Regions from separate parts of the Homo sapiens genome. Here region 2 is linked to region 1. The links are chromatin loops, found by intact Hi-C in ENCODE. Cell type or tissue: heart right ventricle. All regions are shown on one strand.

Region 1 (8,000 bases):
TATGTTTTATAAATTATATCCTTTTTTAAAGATACCAGATCTCAATTGGAAAGGACATGCATACTTACTTTTTATGAAGGGAATAATGTTAATATTATTACTAATGACATTTTTATAAGTGTAGAGGATTCTTGCTTAGTTCCTGTTTTGCTGCCCAGGTACGTGTTCACCAGCACAGGTGATCTGGGTGCCAGGTGTGGGAGGCGGGGTGCTGGGCTGGGGTGTCCCGAGGGCAAATCTGGTTTCTGGGCCTTAAGCAGACAGAGCCTGTGATCTACCCAGGGGCCTTGGTGCAGCCTGCGGGCAGCTGCTGGGAGGGCCTGGGCGGTCAGTGCCTCCCTGGGACAGGCTGCTGCGAGGGCCATGGGACATTCTTTTCTCCCTCCTTTCCTCAGCCACCTGGCTCTGGATTCCTTGGCCACGGTGTCTGCCTCCTTAGAGTGCCCTTGAAGGCTTCCTGGCCCCAGAGCGGGGCCTTCTGCAGGCTGGGCTCACCTCCCGAGCCAGGAGCCAGGAGGGCCCAGACCGACCCCCCTGTGTCTTAGCCTTGGCGCCTCGCCCTCGGGGGGTGGGGCCGGGCGTCCCTGCTACAGCCTTCTGAAGGCTGGCCTTCTCCGCCCCTAGCCTGAAGCCAGAATGCCGAGGCCATAGCTGTCAGTCTTTGCAGGTCTTTCAAAATGCAAACATTTTCTCTTTCAAAATGCAGACCTTTTCGTTATTGGCTCTCAGGTGTCATTCTTTTTTTTTAATTGTTTGGATTTCTGAGAATCCGTCTTCCCTACCTGGGTTTTGAACAAATTGAGAAATAAAACAAAACTGTGCCAGATGGAGGCAAAGAATAACTTTTATTTCTGCTAACTGAGAGCCTAAAATCCTGTCTTAGTGGGAGAGCCACCGAATGGCTGACTGATCCCAGGACCCATCAGGCTCACCCACCCCATCAGAGCCAGTGTTGAGGGCCGGGCCCTGCCCACCTGCTGTGGAGCCTCTTGAGAAGTGCAAGGGGCTGAACCCACCTTCGCCTCTCCCCGTTTTGGCCTCCATGGGGCGAGCATTTCTGCGGCTAGAGCAAGTCCAGGAGAGGCAGCAGCTGCGCTCCAAGCTGACTCCAGGTCTGTCTGTTATTCACATAACCATCAGGGACCTGGACAGCCAGGGACGTGGCCTCTCTTGGAGTGGAAGAGATCGCAGTCCCTCAGGACAGACCAATGGGGTGGTTAGAATGTGCTCCCCATGGCTCCGGAATTTGTCGGAATAGGACATTCATTAAATAATCTTAGGACCTCTGTGTACTGGAGGCTGCCACACCACTCTCAGGTTTACTTCTCACCCTTAATTCTGTGCAGCTATATTGTTCAACCGGGCTCATCAGAATTCCTCCACGAGGTTAAATTACATGATGTAAACTTGCAACACACAGTGTGCCCTAAATTTTAACATCAGTGTGCTCCTGTTATCCAATCTCTGGGGAGAAATTAAGTCTTAAAGGCTAACCATTGCAAGTTCAGGACCAAAGATGATGACAGTCAAAGGAATTCAAGTCTGGAGCCAAAATTTCTTACTCCTGTTAAATTTCAAATATACGAAAGCTCACAATTTGTCCTTAGCTGTTGCTGCGGCTCCCTCTCAGCCGGACAGGTGCCTGGGTCTCACTGACACCATCGCAGCTCCTTCAGGGCCTAAAAGTCCTGCCCATTAAACACCGTATTTTGGACAGCCAAATTCAGGAGGCCTCCAAGCTTCTCCCTGAATCAGCCCACGACATCTAGGAAACATATCATCCCCAGGCCCGGGAGCAGTCACTCCAGAGATCCTCTCCCCGGAGCCCATCCCTCCTGCTACACAAGGTCACCGGAGGGCCTTGGCGTCATTCTAAGTGAAGGTGGCAAACGGAGTTTTCGTGGTTCTGCCCTCAGAGATGTGACAGTTTGGAATCCAGAGCCTGTCACTTGAAATCCACCTGGGAGAAATCCCTCAGCAAGCCGGCAGGTCTGACTCGGCTCATTTTCCATTTCTAGGGAAAGAAAAATCCTTAGGGCCTCGTAGGCATTTTTTGTGTTCTGTGCCACAGTGGCTGCCATGCCTGCTCTTGTTAGGAGATGTCATGTGTGCTCTGCGTGTGTGCACGCACTTTGTGTGTGTGTGTGTGTGTGAGAGAGAAACGTAGAGAGTGCTGGCTGCGTGTGTTCACATTTGACTTTCCAGACTTGGGAATGCTGCTGGCCCGAAGGCAGTCGCTCAGCTCCACGTTTGTCTTACCTGGGGTCACCTCCTGGGTTCTGGAGCTGGGGGTTCTGTGAGTGCTGTTTCCACGTCACTGGGGCCTCCCGAGGGCTGACACCCTTGCTGTGTGCCCTGTCACCCTTCCTCCACCTGCGGATTCTGTGAACTCTGTGGCCGCGTCCCCTCACAGCACAGGGAGGCCTGCCTGGTTGACCACCTCGAGGAACCTCTCTGTACTGGAGGCTGCCACACCACTCTCTGGTTTACTTCTCACCCTTAATTCTGTGCTTGAACCGTTTTCCAGTCCTGAGCCTATGGAAAAGGAGTATCAGTATCAAGCCCAGATCAGTCTTTCGACTTCCCTCCTGGGCTCTGAATGCCGGGTGCCACGTGGACAGCTGCCCGTGTAGACCTGCCCCGCTGCCACGCAAAGCAGCACCTCCCTCCTGCCAGGTGGTGCCTGCAGACCCCTGCCCCCTCAGGCGCACAGGCAGCAGATCATCCCCCACTGTCGGAAAGGCTGCCCTGATGCTGCCTGCTACGAGCCAGCACCTGCCTGGTGGCCCGAGCCCACTTGGTGAGCTGCAGTTGCCTGTGCCCAGCACCTCCTGTTTGGACCAAGACTGCATTACCTGTGCCCTTACTGAGGCCAGTGGCCTGCCTGGCTTCCCCTAGCTGAGACTCATGGGGCCATCCCCAGTGTCACTCCCTGAGGGCAGAGCTGCCACAGGCAGTCATCTCCCAGTGCTGGCCGGGCCAGAGGCCCTGTGTGCTCACTAAAGAGTTGGAAGCGTAGGCCAGAACCCACAGGAGCCCCAGGCACAGTGCCCGTTGTTTCGCTGCCTCCCGATTCTCCTTTCTCCACGGGTGGTTCATGGATTAGCAACCTTAGTTCCACCTGCAACCCTGGTTCCCCTTGCCATGTAAGGCCACACATCCACAGGTTACAGGGAGTGGAACCTTGGCATCTTTGGGGCTGGTTATTATTCTGCCTTCCACATTCACTGCTGTTGGGTATAGATTTAAGTCTGTTAACCACGAGTCTGGTTGAAACCCTCCTTCTGAAAATGCCCCCGACCACCGGCTGAGGCCCAAAGGGCAGCCTCCATAGGGAATGCCCTTCCCTTGTTGATGGGAGCTGCCTCTTCATGTTCCTGCTGTGGGATGAGGCAGCACCCCCTAGTGTCATGTGTGTGCTCCCTTAGGTGGTGACAGCAGGAGTAATGGACCTGTCACTGCCCCGGTACCTGCTGTGTCTTGAAATCTCTTCCACATTCCACTTGTTTGTTTCCCTGAGTCCTAGAAGGCAGTGTTATTACTCTCATGTTATTGGTAATGAAACGGAAGCCCAGAGAGGTTATGTTACTTGCCAAGGTCACACAGCTCCTGAGTCCTAGAGCTGGGGCCCCATTCCTGGGCTGTTTGACTTGAAACTGCCCAGGCCCCCTTCCCTTTGATGCTATGCAGACCTTCCTATGTTAGTGTCTGAACTTCACCTGAGTTCACCCAACTATATCTCTGAGAGTAAAGTCACATGTCCACTGTTTTCACCCATGCAGTGACTGTGTCATTAGCATTTGGACTGTGGCCACGATGATGGTGCTGTCAGCACCGGGCACCTTTGCCGTTGGTTCCCGGCAGGGCTGAGTGCTTAGGGTCCAGGTGGCCAGCGAGGTGGTCAGTTCCCACAGACGGTTCTGGTCAATGAGCTATGCCCATGGATGCCTGTTTTTCAATTTAGATGTAAGTGTCTTACATTTACAAATAGAAATGTACCATTCAGTGTTCCCTGAGATGCACGTGCTTATCACCTGACATCGGGAAATACTGGCCTTTCCCTTCTCAAAATAGCAGTCAGCGGCGCTGTGCTGTGCAGGGTGCATCCACTTGTGTGTTTCTCGAGATAAAATCTCTGTTTGTGAATTCGTCCTATTATAAAGCTGTTCACTTTATCCCAGCTGCCTTTTTCCCTTTTGGAAAGTTTGTTTTATTTTATATGCATATGATTCACATTATTCTTTTTTCCTTAGGACAACTACACCTTTGCCCAACCTGGGATTCAAATGAAAGTGAAAATGTTAGAAGAACTCGTGAGCCGGATTGATGGTAAGCCAGCTTCCCGCGCAGCCCCTCTCTGTGGGCGGGGGGAGGTGGCCCTCAGCCCTCGGTGGGACAGGGAGCTGTCCTCATCCGCCGGCAGCATCCTGGCCTGCTCAGGATCCCTCATGGGCATCCTTCTGAGACAGCTGCTGGTGCGTGAGCTGCTCTTATTTCTTCTTATTAAGGGGATATCATCAGAATTCAGTACATTCACTTTGCAGGACAGTAGTGAGTGTGCACCCAAAGCAGGCAGTGCTCACTCCTTATTAAGCCTGGTGATTGTCATAATCTAGGTGACGGATGGTTGTTTATGGTGGTCCTTCGGTACTCTGTTCCCTGCCTCTGTGCATCATTTTTCTATCAAGGATGCTAGAATAATTTCTCCATGGAATCTAACTAATTACTGAGTCTGGAAATAACATCTTTAATATTATAGAAAAATTATAGTATGTGCTCAGGCAATTTTAGATTGTGCTTTCATGTTTAAGTGGGGGCTTTGAAATACTTTTTGCCTTCATCTTTAAAATAATCCCCCCTGCGATGTGCTGACTGTCATATTACAATAGCAGAGTTTAATTAAATGGAAGCTGAGAGATAATGCTTGCCCGTTCCAGGCATATTCTCCTGATAGTTTGTTAAATTAATGAACAGAGCATTAACTAAGTGATGCCAAGCAGAACCGGGCATGTATTTGTGATACCAGCTGGTCAGTGATGAGGTGTGGAAAAGAGACATGCTCTTTCACAAAGAGTCCCATGCGCGCTTGGCAAATTATTTCACAGAATGTGGAGACAAATTGCACTTTGTTGGAAACTTAGCCCTGGCCACGTGCCTTGCAGGGCCCTGCCCGCTGAGCGTTGCCGGTCACTGTGCCTTTTCCCCTCCCTGCGCCTTTAGCACAGAAGGCCGTAACAGCAGTCTTCACGGGAAGGGCGCTCGGTTTGGGAAACTGCTGAGTGATATTCTAAAATGGACTCCTACAAATTACAAACTCCATTTTGTTCCTTGATTGAATCTGATTTTTAACTCTGTGTCTCATGGTGATTACCTAATTTCCATATTATGAAGTTGTCTGCAGTTCTTCTGATAATACTTTCAGTGTTACGTTTAGCTGCTTTTCAACCCATCATCTGTTAAAAATACCGTTTTTGCCTCCGTCAGTGCGTTCATGTGCGCTCACCGCACGCTCCACCGCGCGGTCTTGTTTGGGTGCGGCTGGGTTCTTTTCCCTGCCAGCACTTTCACAAGCATTCCCCAGCCTCACTGAGTTCTCTGAAGTATGATTTGCAGTAGATGTGAATTACACGTTCCTCTGAAGTATGATTTGCAGTAGATGTGAATTACACGTTCTGAGCAGGTTCCTCCTTTTCCGCTTGTGTCCCTTGGAAGGCGTATTTCGTGTTTTCGTGGAGGTTAGAAAGTTGTGGTTAGTGCTCGTTTGTTCCGGTGCTGCAGTTTGGGAAATACTTGAATTGATTTTCTCTGGTGCTGTGGTTCAGAAAGAAGCACATTGCGGATTCGCTGGATGATTGTTTAAGAGAGCAGCAGCGATAACCAAAGGAACCCCAACGAAATCTGTACTTTTTAGTAAATCATATTTTTATTTTCAGCGCAGTCTCTGAGTAGGCCATTTTCATATGGCAATTTTTTGTTTAAAGGATCAGTGCTTCACAACAGAGAAAGATGTGTGTTGCCGTTGAGAGGTTAAACTGTCTAACTTGTTCCTGTTCTTCTAATGAAACCTTAAGGAATTTCTATCATGGCCTCATAATAAGAATACCCAGGCTGCTAAAGCAGTAAATAGACAGAATTTCTCGCGTTTGAGCTCTCAGACTGGTGGGCGCCATCATCCCTGAGCAAACTTGGGAGAAGCATCTGCAGGTCTCGGCCACGTGAAGCTCCCCCTCACCTGTTTCATCACTTGCCTCCTAGAGAAAGGATTTGTGGGTTGGAACTTTTTGCAGGGATTGTAAAGATTTTATTAAGGGCAGAGGATATTCTAGGAAGAAAAAATTGCTTAAAGAAAAAAAAAGCTTCTCAGGCCGGGCGCGGTGGCTCACGCCTGTAATCCCAGCACCTTGGGAGGCCGAGGCAGGCGGATCACGAGGTCAGGAGATCGAGACCATCCTGGTTAACATGGTGAAACCCTGTCTCTACTAAAAATACAAAATATTAGCCGGGCGTGGTGGCAGGCGCCTGGAGTCCCAGCTGCTTGGGAGGCTGAGTCAGAAGACTGGCGTGAACCCGGGAGGCGGAGCTCGCAGTGAGCCGAGATCGTGCCACTGCACTCCAGCCTGGGTGACAGAGCGAGACTCCATCTCAAAAACAAAAACCAAGCCTCTCCCTCTTTTCTGCGTTTTAGGAGAAGGACAGCATTTATTTCAGAAAATTTTGATAATTCAGTGAAGGAAAACATCTTCATGGACTCGTTGATTAAGAATGGAGAGGTTTTGAGGGCATTGCCCAGATGGGAATAGTTCAGAAAAGAGCCGAATTGCTCTGCAAAGTCAAGCGGAAGTTTCAGCAGTGGTGGCGCGAGGATAAGGGCTCATCAGGAGCGAGCAGAGAGCTGGAGGAGGGGGAGGTCTTGGGGATGGAGGGAAGCCTGGTGAGGGGTGAGAGGGCAGATCGGAAGAGGGGCTGCATCACTCTTGTTTTCTTGTGGTAAGGAGTTGTGAAAGAATCTCTCAAAAGCACTTCTGAGTAGTTTCTTCCTATCTTGAGTAGTACTGTGACCCTTCTTTGTCATCCCTAAACCTTTAGTAAAAGTCTGCCGTGGAGACACGAAGGTGCTGAGAATGAAGAGAGAGGGCTGTGTCTGTAATGGAAGCCGCGTGGAAAGGAGGATGGGCGGCAGCCTTCGAGGGTGTGTGCTGGGCAGGGAGTAAAGCGACAGGCAAGCCCGCAGATGGGGAACTCCCTGGGAAGCCCCCTGTATCCTTCGGGACAGACATTGTATGAGTTCCCACAGAATCAGAGAGGGTGACTGGAGCCACTGAATTTGGAGTGAAAGAAAAAGGTGAGAGTAGGAGGAACGTGCGTTTTCAGTCGTGGCAGGCTAGATAATTTCAACCACATTTCCCACTGGATAAGACCTTTTTGTTTTTTTAAATTAAGCCAACAAAGCAAAAAGAAAAAAAAAAAAGGAAAGAAAAATAAATGTCTTAAAAGCATTGAATTGCTATCTACAAAATAAGGACTTCCTGGGCCAGAGTGAAGCTAGGACCTGGCTAGGTATGCCCAGCTCTAAAGCCACCAGTGTTCTGGGTGTGTGTTTCCTGATGCAGAAGAAAAATCATCCCAAAGCTGGTTGTGGTTTGGGCGCCTCATGTAGTGCCTGCATCCAACCCGATTAGTCAGGATAGGGATCTGAGAAATGCCCATACAGTTTGTGAGACCCAGAATAGTGACACGTGAGGGCAAAGTGGACGTGATACTCCCTCATAAAATCTAGGTTCCAACCTGAGAGGATCAGGGTTGTTTGAACCTCAGTTATGATGATTCTATACTGGAGTTCCCCAGAATGCTAGTGAGAAGCAAAACAAAATCTTGTCTGGAGGAAGTTACAACTGAAATTGTATTTTTTTCTTTCTTTCTTTTTTTTTTTTTTTTTTTAATAACTCCAAACACCTTTTTCAAATAAAGTGACCCACACACATGAACCCGGGAGGCGGAGG
Region 2 (8,000 bases), 120 kb before region 1:
TGTGCTTTGATCTACTAAGATTTTATTTTGGATCTTTTTGTCTGTATTCAGAAGTGAGATTTGTCTGTGCTACAAAAGTCTTTTTAAGAATGGAAGGGACGTAGTGGACAGACCCTGGTATTGAAGGTTGCTTAGTTCCTGTGTGACCTTGGTCAAGTCACTTAACCTCTCTGAGGCTCTTTCATATACAATAGTGATCACAGCCCTAAGTAACACAAGCTTGTTTTGAGGATCAAATAAGATAATATGTATGAAAGCTCTCTTTTAACACCAAAGCTTGAGCAGAGTTTGAGGCTTGTCTCATTATGTATATTCAGGATTTTTGAATTTTTGTGAATTTCTTCCAGTGAGGAGAGAGGTTCAGAGAACATTAACGAATGAGTTTCCTCTCAGCTTTTTCTCGTAAACCATAATCAGAAAACCAGAGTTATGCCGAGGGAGAGACACTGGGAACATGGTCGGTAAACATTACATTATTGGTGTTCAGATATGAGGTTCCTGCTTTTCATAATATCCTTAGGGTACTGGGGAAGATTTGATATTTTCTGAGATTGCTGTAAAATGCAAGTTATTGCTGCGACTATCGCCCAATTATTCTGTACTTATTTTACTTAGACTTTAGTAATTGGAAAAAGATTAGATGTCAGGACTTTGTATTTTGTTGATTATATTAGCAAAGTCTTCTCTTTAATCATTTCTTTTATTCCCGTTATTAATCATTAGCTCCAAGCTGTTAGGAAAACAACCTAATGGTAGATTCCTAACTTAAAGGAAAGAAATAATTACTTGAGTTTCCATGGGATTGGACAAGTGTTGCTATACCTAGACATTGAAATGGATTCTCTTGCCATTTGGGGCATGGGAGTGAGACACTCAAGGAGACTCGGAAGGTCGATGGAATGCAGGGCCCACAGCCTTACCCCTCTGCCTGATGCTTGTCCTTCCCTGCCCTTGGAGGTGCTGGACCTTGCTCCAGGACCCCTCTGCCTCTGGCCAGCGCCTCCCTACTCGTGATTTTTTTCTACTTGTAGGTATTTATAAAGCCTCATTGACTTGTATTAGACTACCTTGAAGACTTTGTTGTCTGTGTAGAATATGGCCACATCCTTAATTAATGGTGTATAAAGACAAGCTTATCTCCGTGAAACAATTTCTTTCAAAACCAGTAGTGAGAAAAACCACATCATATATGTATGCTTAAATAGCATATAGAAAGTTGAGATGGAAGAAAGAAAGGAAAACCAATTAACATGATCAGGTTGGGGAAAAAGCCTTCAGGAGAGAGTGGGGGGAAGGAAGAGAGAGAAGGAGGTGGGAGGGAGAGAGAGAAGGAGGTGGGAGGGAAGGAGGCCAGTGTACTCTGGACTTCTCTGGTTGAAGGAGGAAGGGATCATGGGGCCTCACGTGTTCCAGGGTAGCTCCAGGATTCTGTTGTAAACAGGTAACCTGTAGCTTGGTTTGAATAGAATGGTCACTTACCTTCTCTCAGATATTGAAATCAATCGTATCTGAAATGTTGATGATTTAGTTTAATTTGTTTATGGGGCTCCTTGCCTCCTAATTAAACAGGTGGAATGTGTTAAAGCACTGGGGAGGTTTGCTAACCTTTTGCAAATCTTGTTTTTCCTTGTCTCTTTTTTCATCAACAGAGGAATTACGGAGGTTGAGCTGGTCCGGAATCCCTAAGCCAGTGCGTCCAATGACGTGGAAGCTCCTCTCAGTAAGTCCCACCGCACCGCCCATCAGCGCCTCCTTCCTGTGCACAGGGACTGCAGGCGTCTGGCCTGAGTAGGGCCTGACAGCCACAGCCCACGGGTTTGCCTTGGCTTTGTTGCAGTGATAAAGGCCTTTGCTATGGCTAAGCTGACATTTTCCATTCTTTGCTTAATTTTAAGCTTGGTTTGACAGGACTGGCAGAAAACAAGAATAGGTAATAATTATGACAACTATATTTTTTCCTCAGATTTTATTAGAAAATCTTTCTATGTTCCAGCCTGTGATATAGAAAGGTTTCAGCATAGATGGTTGTTTCAACTCCGAGGAGTTGAAACAGGGAAATATGTTTTAAATTTGTTTCAAATATGCTGAAAACAAGGACATATGTTTGACCAAGTTTTTTTTTTTTTTTTTGTAAGTATTAGTAGCGCTGTTAGGAAAAGAGAAGAAATGGATGAGACAAGTGGTTTGTGTTTCTGTGGGTGAGAGAAGTGGTTTGTGTTTCTGTGGTGGAGTGTGGAGTTCTGGCTGCCGCAGCTCTGGCGCTCAGCTGCCGGTCTGGAAGTCCTTGGGGAAAGGTTGGGGTAGGCGGTGGTGACATCAGCAATGCCCTCGTACACTTAGCTCAGGCTTGCCGTTGGAAGTGAGTTTGGCCCTGCCCACCATTTCAGAATTGTTTATAGACAGTTTTCTTCTCTTTTCCTTTTTCATTATTTTTGGAGCTAAGTCAATAGGGAGCTCTAAGTGTTTACTCTAAACTGGGTCTGACTTTTAGTATTTAAGACTCTTTCTGGCTAATGAGCCTTAATAAGTTTGCAGCTTAGTACCTCGTAATCCTAAATGCAGACGCAGCTCTGAACAGCGAATATTTATTGATTAAATATTCTTTTGCAATTAAAATTAGACTTGCTGCCATTGCTTATGTTTTTGTTTTGTGCTTTTTTATTTTAACCTAGTTTTCCAGTTTATATCCAGTTTTCTAAATGTCCCCTAAGATAGGTTGCAGACTTCTCAGGTTGGTTTGTAGGAAGTTATGATGAAAACACCGAATTGCCGTTTTCTATTTATTAAGGATGTGCCGTGTCTAGGGGGAAAGTCTCATGTGAGTTATTTTATACTGTGCTTTCTCCTCTAATTCTCAGCCTCTGCGGGTTGTGGTTCCGCTTCCCTAATGTGTGTAGCACAGGGGTTGATGTGGACATGGACACTCTGATTTCAGTAGACAGAGGAGCACAAGGGGAGGTGACAGCCCCACTCTGCTGGTTGTGGACAGGAGGGCAGGTGGGTGTAGGTGGAGTCTGACCCAGGAACCCCGGCGAGGCAAGTGAGAGTGTGAACCCAGGAGATCTGAGACTGGTCTCAGTTGATTTAGAAAGTTTATTTTGCCAAGGTTGAGGGCGCACTGGCGACGCAGCCTTAGGAGATCCTGACGACATGTGCCCAAGGTGGTCGGGGCACAGCTTGGTTTTATACACTTAGGGAGACATGAGACATCCATCAGTACATGTAAGAAGTGGCGAGGGAGCTTCCAGGTCACAGATAGGTGATACACGAATGGTTACATTCTTTTGAGTTTCTGATTAGCCTTTCCAAAGGAGGCAAATCAGGTGTGCATCTGTCTCAGTGAGCAGAGGAGTGACTTTGAATAAAATGGGAGGCAGGTTTGCCCTAAGCAGTTTCTAGCTTGAGTTTTTTATAGTGATCTTGGGGGCCCAAGCATTTTCCTTCACAAGAGAAAGCCTGAGCATTCTCAGAGCGTTGACTTATGAAGGGACAGGCACATGTAGTCCTTTAACCATCATAGCTTGCAGGGGCCTTTGCTTGGGAGACGGAGATGAATTAGACACTAGCCTGCCATTAGGAGGAGGTCGGGTGCTGCAGACTTGTGGTGGGACAGTGGTGGTGGAGGCCAGACTGCATGCTATAGGATGGACAGGACACGAGTATGAACCAGGGGGTGGAGGAGTACCACAGCGTGGGGGCAGTTTAGTACAGAGGGTCAGCTTCTGCTAAGAGGGGACTTCACACCTGGGATCTGCATGGCCATGGCAGGTGGGGAAGGAGGGGAGGGTGTGGAGACTTGCAGTCACAAGGGATACGGATGAACGTGGTGGTTCTTGGCCCTCTCAGGGCTTGGATTGACAGATGAGTAGGAAATAAATGTTAGATCAGGGAGCAAAGCTTGTCGTTGCAAATGTTGGGTGCTAAGAAAGGGTTCATGAGGATGCCAAGTAAGGCTTCTTGGGGAAGGTGGCATCTTACGTGGCATCTCAAAAGTGTTGTTAGTGTTCTCTCTGCTAGTGGGAAGTGGGGAGGCCATGAGAGCTGGGGCACACAGTAGGGGTGGGACAAGCAGGAACACAGGCTGGGGTAGAGGGGCCCAAGAGGAGACCAGGTGACAGCCGCCCTACTGCCATCCCTACCCACCCCATTGCTTGGGTTTTATTCTGAAGGAGAAACTGGGAGTGGTGAGCCTGTGTTTCTGGAAGAGTAAAGCCTTGAAAGAGCCGTTGGTTGGTTCATTCATTCATCCATTCATTCATCCATTGGCATTTATTGAGCACTTTGTGTTTTAGGCACTGTGTCGGGTGCTGGGAAATAGCAGGCAGGGAAGAAGACCAAGTCGTCCCCCTGGGGCCTGCAGAACAGATAGTAGAAGGCCTGCCTTTTTCTCTTGCCCCCTCCAACCCCGACAGACCTAGGCTACGTGGAGACGGATCCCATTCTCTCAGGATCTTATTCCTGTGCTCCCAGTGCACTGCTGCCCTGTGTCTGTCCCTTACTGAGTGCTTGCCGTGCGTCAGACCACGCATTCAGAGATTCTTGTGGACAGGCGTGTGGCAGGCAACTCAGGGAACAGGCTGTTCTTGCCCAGTGTCTGGCTCGTAGGAGCAGTGCTGGTTGTAAGGGGAGGCTGCTCTTGGCAGGCTCTTGGGAGGGGACTAGAGCTGGGACAGGAAGAACTGGGAAGGGACAGGTAAGGGAGTTGAGGGGCCAAAGGCTACAGGGGTGGAGTAAGAGGACTCTGGCAGCTAGAGTAGGGGGCAAGCGTTGGTTCTTTTTCCGGGAACAAGTGCTCACTGTGCATTTGCCATGCTCCATGCCCTGTGTTGGTGAGCACTGATGCCATCCAGCTCCCCAGGCAGTCATGCTGCACCATGGCTCTGGGCCTTCTGTAAGAGGAGAGATCTGGGAGCACAGTGCACAATGCGAGTCACCCATCCCTGAGTCAGCATGTGCTGCTCACACATCTGCCCTCAGCCAGGCCCTCTGCAGGTGCTGGGGTTACAAGAACCTCTGGGACAATGGTGGGTACTGGGAACTCAGCAGGGAAGGGGTCTCCCCAATCAAGGATGCCTCTTTATCATTCCCTGAATCCCAAGGTTTAAACCTGGCTTCCCATTCAACTCTCCTGGGAGCTTTTCCCGATCCTGGTGTCCGGGCCCACGAAGCAAATTGGAATCTCTAGGGTGGACTCAGGCATCAGGGTGTTGACTGACTCTAGCATGCTGTGAACCATGCAGTCCACAGAGTGCCTACCCTGCGGCTAGGCAGGGAATGGGAGGCGAGGGTGTGGGAGGTTCAGGCCTGCCTTCTTCACCTGTGGGTTTCCATTCTGGTCACATGTCATTATCACCTTTGGAGCTCAGGAAATACTGTTACGTCGGTTCTTGGGGGTTCTCACGTGTGCCCAGGGCTGAAGACGGCTGCTCTAAGACACTCAGGCTCCAGTGGGGCAAGGTGGGGCATACATGAGCCAACTGGGAAGCAGGTCATTGAAAGTTATGCGCTATGCCCGCCACTGCAGGCAGCACACACCTGGGCTGAGGTACCAGGGCAGGAGAGCTGGCCTGGGGCGTTGGAGGGCCTGCGTTGGAGGAGAGAGGCTGAGTGAGACTCGCTGAGAGCCATGAGCGTGTTGTCTGGGAGGGTTCGGGTGAGCAGGGTAAGATGGGAGGGATTTATCCCAGTCTGTGAGTCCTTCCAGGATCCAGAGGTTAACAGTTACGCCCAGAATTGAGAATTTATCATTTGTCCAGCTTAAAAAGGCAGATAACCAAAGAGGCAGATAACCAAAGCTGTGCTTGAATGGGAACCTATTTCAGGGTCTGGCAAACATCATGACTCTTTTTCATTGTGTTTATGATTTGTCATTAACATGATTCTAGTAGCCTTATTTTTAATTGATGAGTGGGCAGTGCCACTTCAATGAAGAAGGACGAGAAACATGACTTGGCATTTATGAAAAACTAACATCTAGTCTAGAACATACCATTAAGCCACTAGTAATACTACTTAATGTTTACATTTTATGCAAGCAGGGTAGTAACTTTTTAAAAATTACTGCTATACAGAATCATATTTCTGGCTCTTTTTTAAATAAGTATTTCAGAAACGTGGCACAAAAACTACTTAAACATCGAACATTTGCATTAGTGAGTCTAATGGTTAAAAATGATGAGTGAAGCTCCAGTATTATCTTTGTTTTTGCAGTTTATTGAGGTAGGTTTGCATAGGAACACAGTGGGAGGGAACAATTTGATTTTTGTGTCACCGGGACAATTTAGATATAAGTATATGCATGCATTGTTTTACATTTATGATGAGTGTTTTTATAGCATGCTAATACAGCAATTAAGTTTTCTGTAGTTCTGTCATTTAAAATTCATTGCATACTTGAATGTATTTCATTTGCATAATTTCTAGTCTTGCTTAATTATTGAAAGGCCTCAACTTGCATATGTGTGTTTTCCTTTAGGGATGGGAGTGTCAGGAGCACGTGTAGGGTTTTTATTGCCTGCATTCCGATGATGACGTGCTTGCCTTTTAGAATTTGTGTTTCAAGTTAATTTACATTTTGGGGAGTGGGAAGTATTTCTGAGAGCCCTCTTGCAAGTTCACTATGGATTTTTTGTTGCCACTGAACGCAGTTGATGTCAGGCTGCCTACACCACGGCCTAGCTGATCACCCCTGCTGGCCCACGCTGCCCTGTGTTGAAGGCTGGGCCCCTTCACTGGCACACAGGCCTTCTCTCCTGGCTGCTGCACACAGCTTCACACCCATCATTGGCCAGGCTCTGTTTCCGGCCTTGCCCCTAGCCAACCCGGACACATTTCCCTGTGTCCTCTGTGCTCCGTCTCTTTCTCTCCACCTCTGTCTTCTCCACTATCAAAACCAAACCCAGAAGTGTATGCTTGGTCTTACTTGTCCCAAGTGAGCACACGCATCTTTCTCCCTGAGTCTCAGGGCTGTGGCCACCTTTGGGTCTGACAGGATCTCTGCACGTCGTGATCACTCTTGCACTCAGCGAGGAAGGACTGAGGTTCCGTTGTGGGGCAAACAGCGTTCCAAGCCCTTGGACGAACATTCCGCCCTCGTGGACCTCACATTTTGGTGGGAGAAGACAAACAATACACCGAGAAGTAGATTTGATGTGCTGTGGAATGTGAGGAGTGCTGTAGGAAAAGGGCTGGGATCAGCTTGGTGGGATGGTGAGGGCCGAGGAGGGGAAGGGGCTGTTGAAGTAGGTGGGTAGCGGTCAGGGTGGGCCGCACTGAGGAGGTGACTTTGAGCAGGGACTTAGAGGAGCAAGGGAGGCAGCTAAGCAGGTGCCTGGGGGTGCATTCCTGTCTGGTTCATTCTGTGGAGAGGGCTTACCCGTTCCCTCACTGTGTTTCCCATCAGGGAATAGTGCCCACCAGACACAGGTGATGAAGAGGGAGAACAGTAAGTAACAGGAAGCAGTGCCGTGGGCTCCTCCCACAGCCGGGGAGGTGGAGACCGAGAGAGGGTGCTCTTGTGGAAAGGCGGCTGCTGGCCCTGCACAGACTGAGAGCAGCGGCCAGCGGCTGTCCTCGAAAGGGCAGCCAGTCAACACCCTGGGCTTGGTGGCCCCTGTGGTCTGTAGCAGCTAATCTCTGCCATTGTGGCCCAGAGCAGCCACAGGGAATCTGTATAAAGGAAAACACATAGTTGTGTTCCCATAACACTTTATTTACAAAAATGGGTGGGCAGGATTGGCTGATGGTCAGTTTGCTGACCCCTGATCTAGATGAAATGGGTCCTAGCAGAGGAAGAGTAAGTTCAGAGAGGGGCACTGAGGCAGGAGAGGTGTGGCATTTAAGGAACATTTAAGCAGCGAAGTAAAAGTGGGAGGGGCCATGGTGAGTGACGAGTCTCGGCCTCTTGGTCAGAGAGGCAGGAAGGGCCAGGCCCGCAGGAGCCGTCAGCCTAGGCAGGGCCTGGGCTTTTATGCTGGGCATGATTAGAAGCAATTGGAAGT

What was found. A loop is a pair of places that touch in the nucleus more often than their neighbours do. Peaks named below come from ENCODE experiments on the same cell type or tissue, not always from the same donor. Only the 100,000 strongest peaks of a DNase experiment are listed, where the experiment ranks them.
Region 2: it touches region 1 in a loop (1.9-fold over the local background); 2 of 110 quality-filtered maps call a loop at or near these places.

The regions. Positions count from the first base shown.
Region 1 is chr22:46,993,381-47,001,380 of GRCh38, forward strand. TBC1D22A (TBC1 domain family member 22A) reads left to right here. Exons shown (of 13, transcript NM_014346.5): 10 at 4,254-4,329. Among named protein-coding and RNA genes, the nearest start is that of TBC1D22A-AS1, 81 kb to the left of the region's middle. RefSeq lists enhancers at 1-708, 6,095-6,596, 6,597-7,096, 7,997-8,000. In heart right ventricle, a CTCF peak has its summit at 3,429 (motif pointing left); no DNase peak of the experiment used is centred here.
Region 2 is chr22:46,877,004-46,885,003 of GRCh38, forward strand. It overlaps TBC1D22A (TBC1 domain family member 22A), which reads left to right. Exons shown (of 13, transcript NM_014346.5): 5 at 1,650-1,720. Among named protein-coding and RNA genes, the nearest start is that of TBC1D22A-AS1, 35 kb to the right of the region's middle. In heart right ventricle, no CTCF peak of the experiment used is centred here; DNase peaks (open chromatin) are centred at 1,744 and 4,588.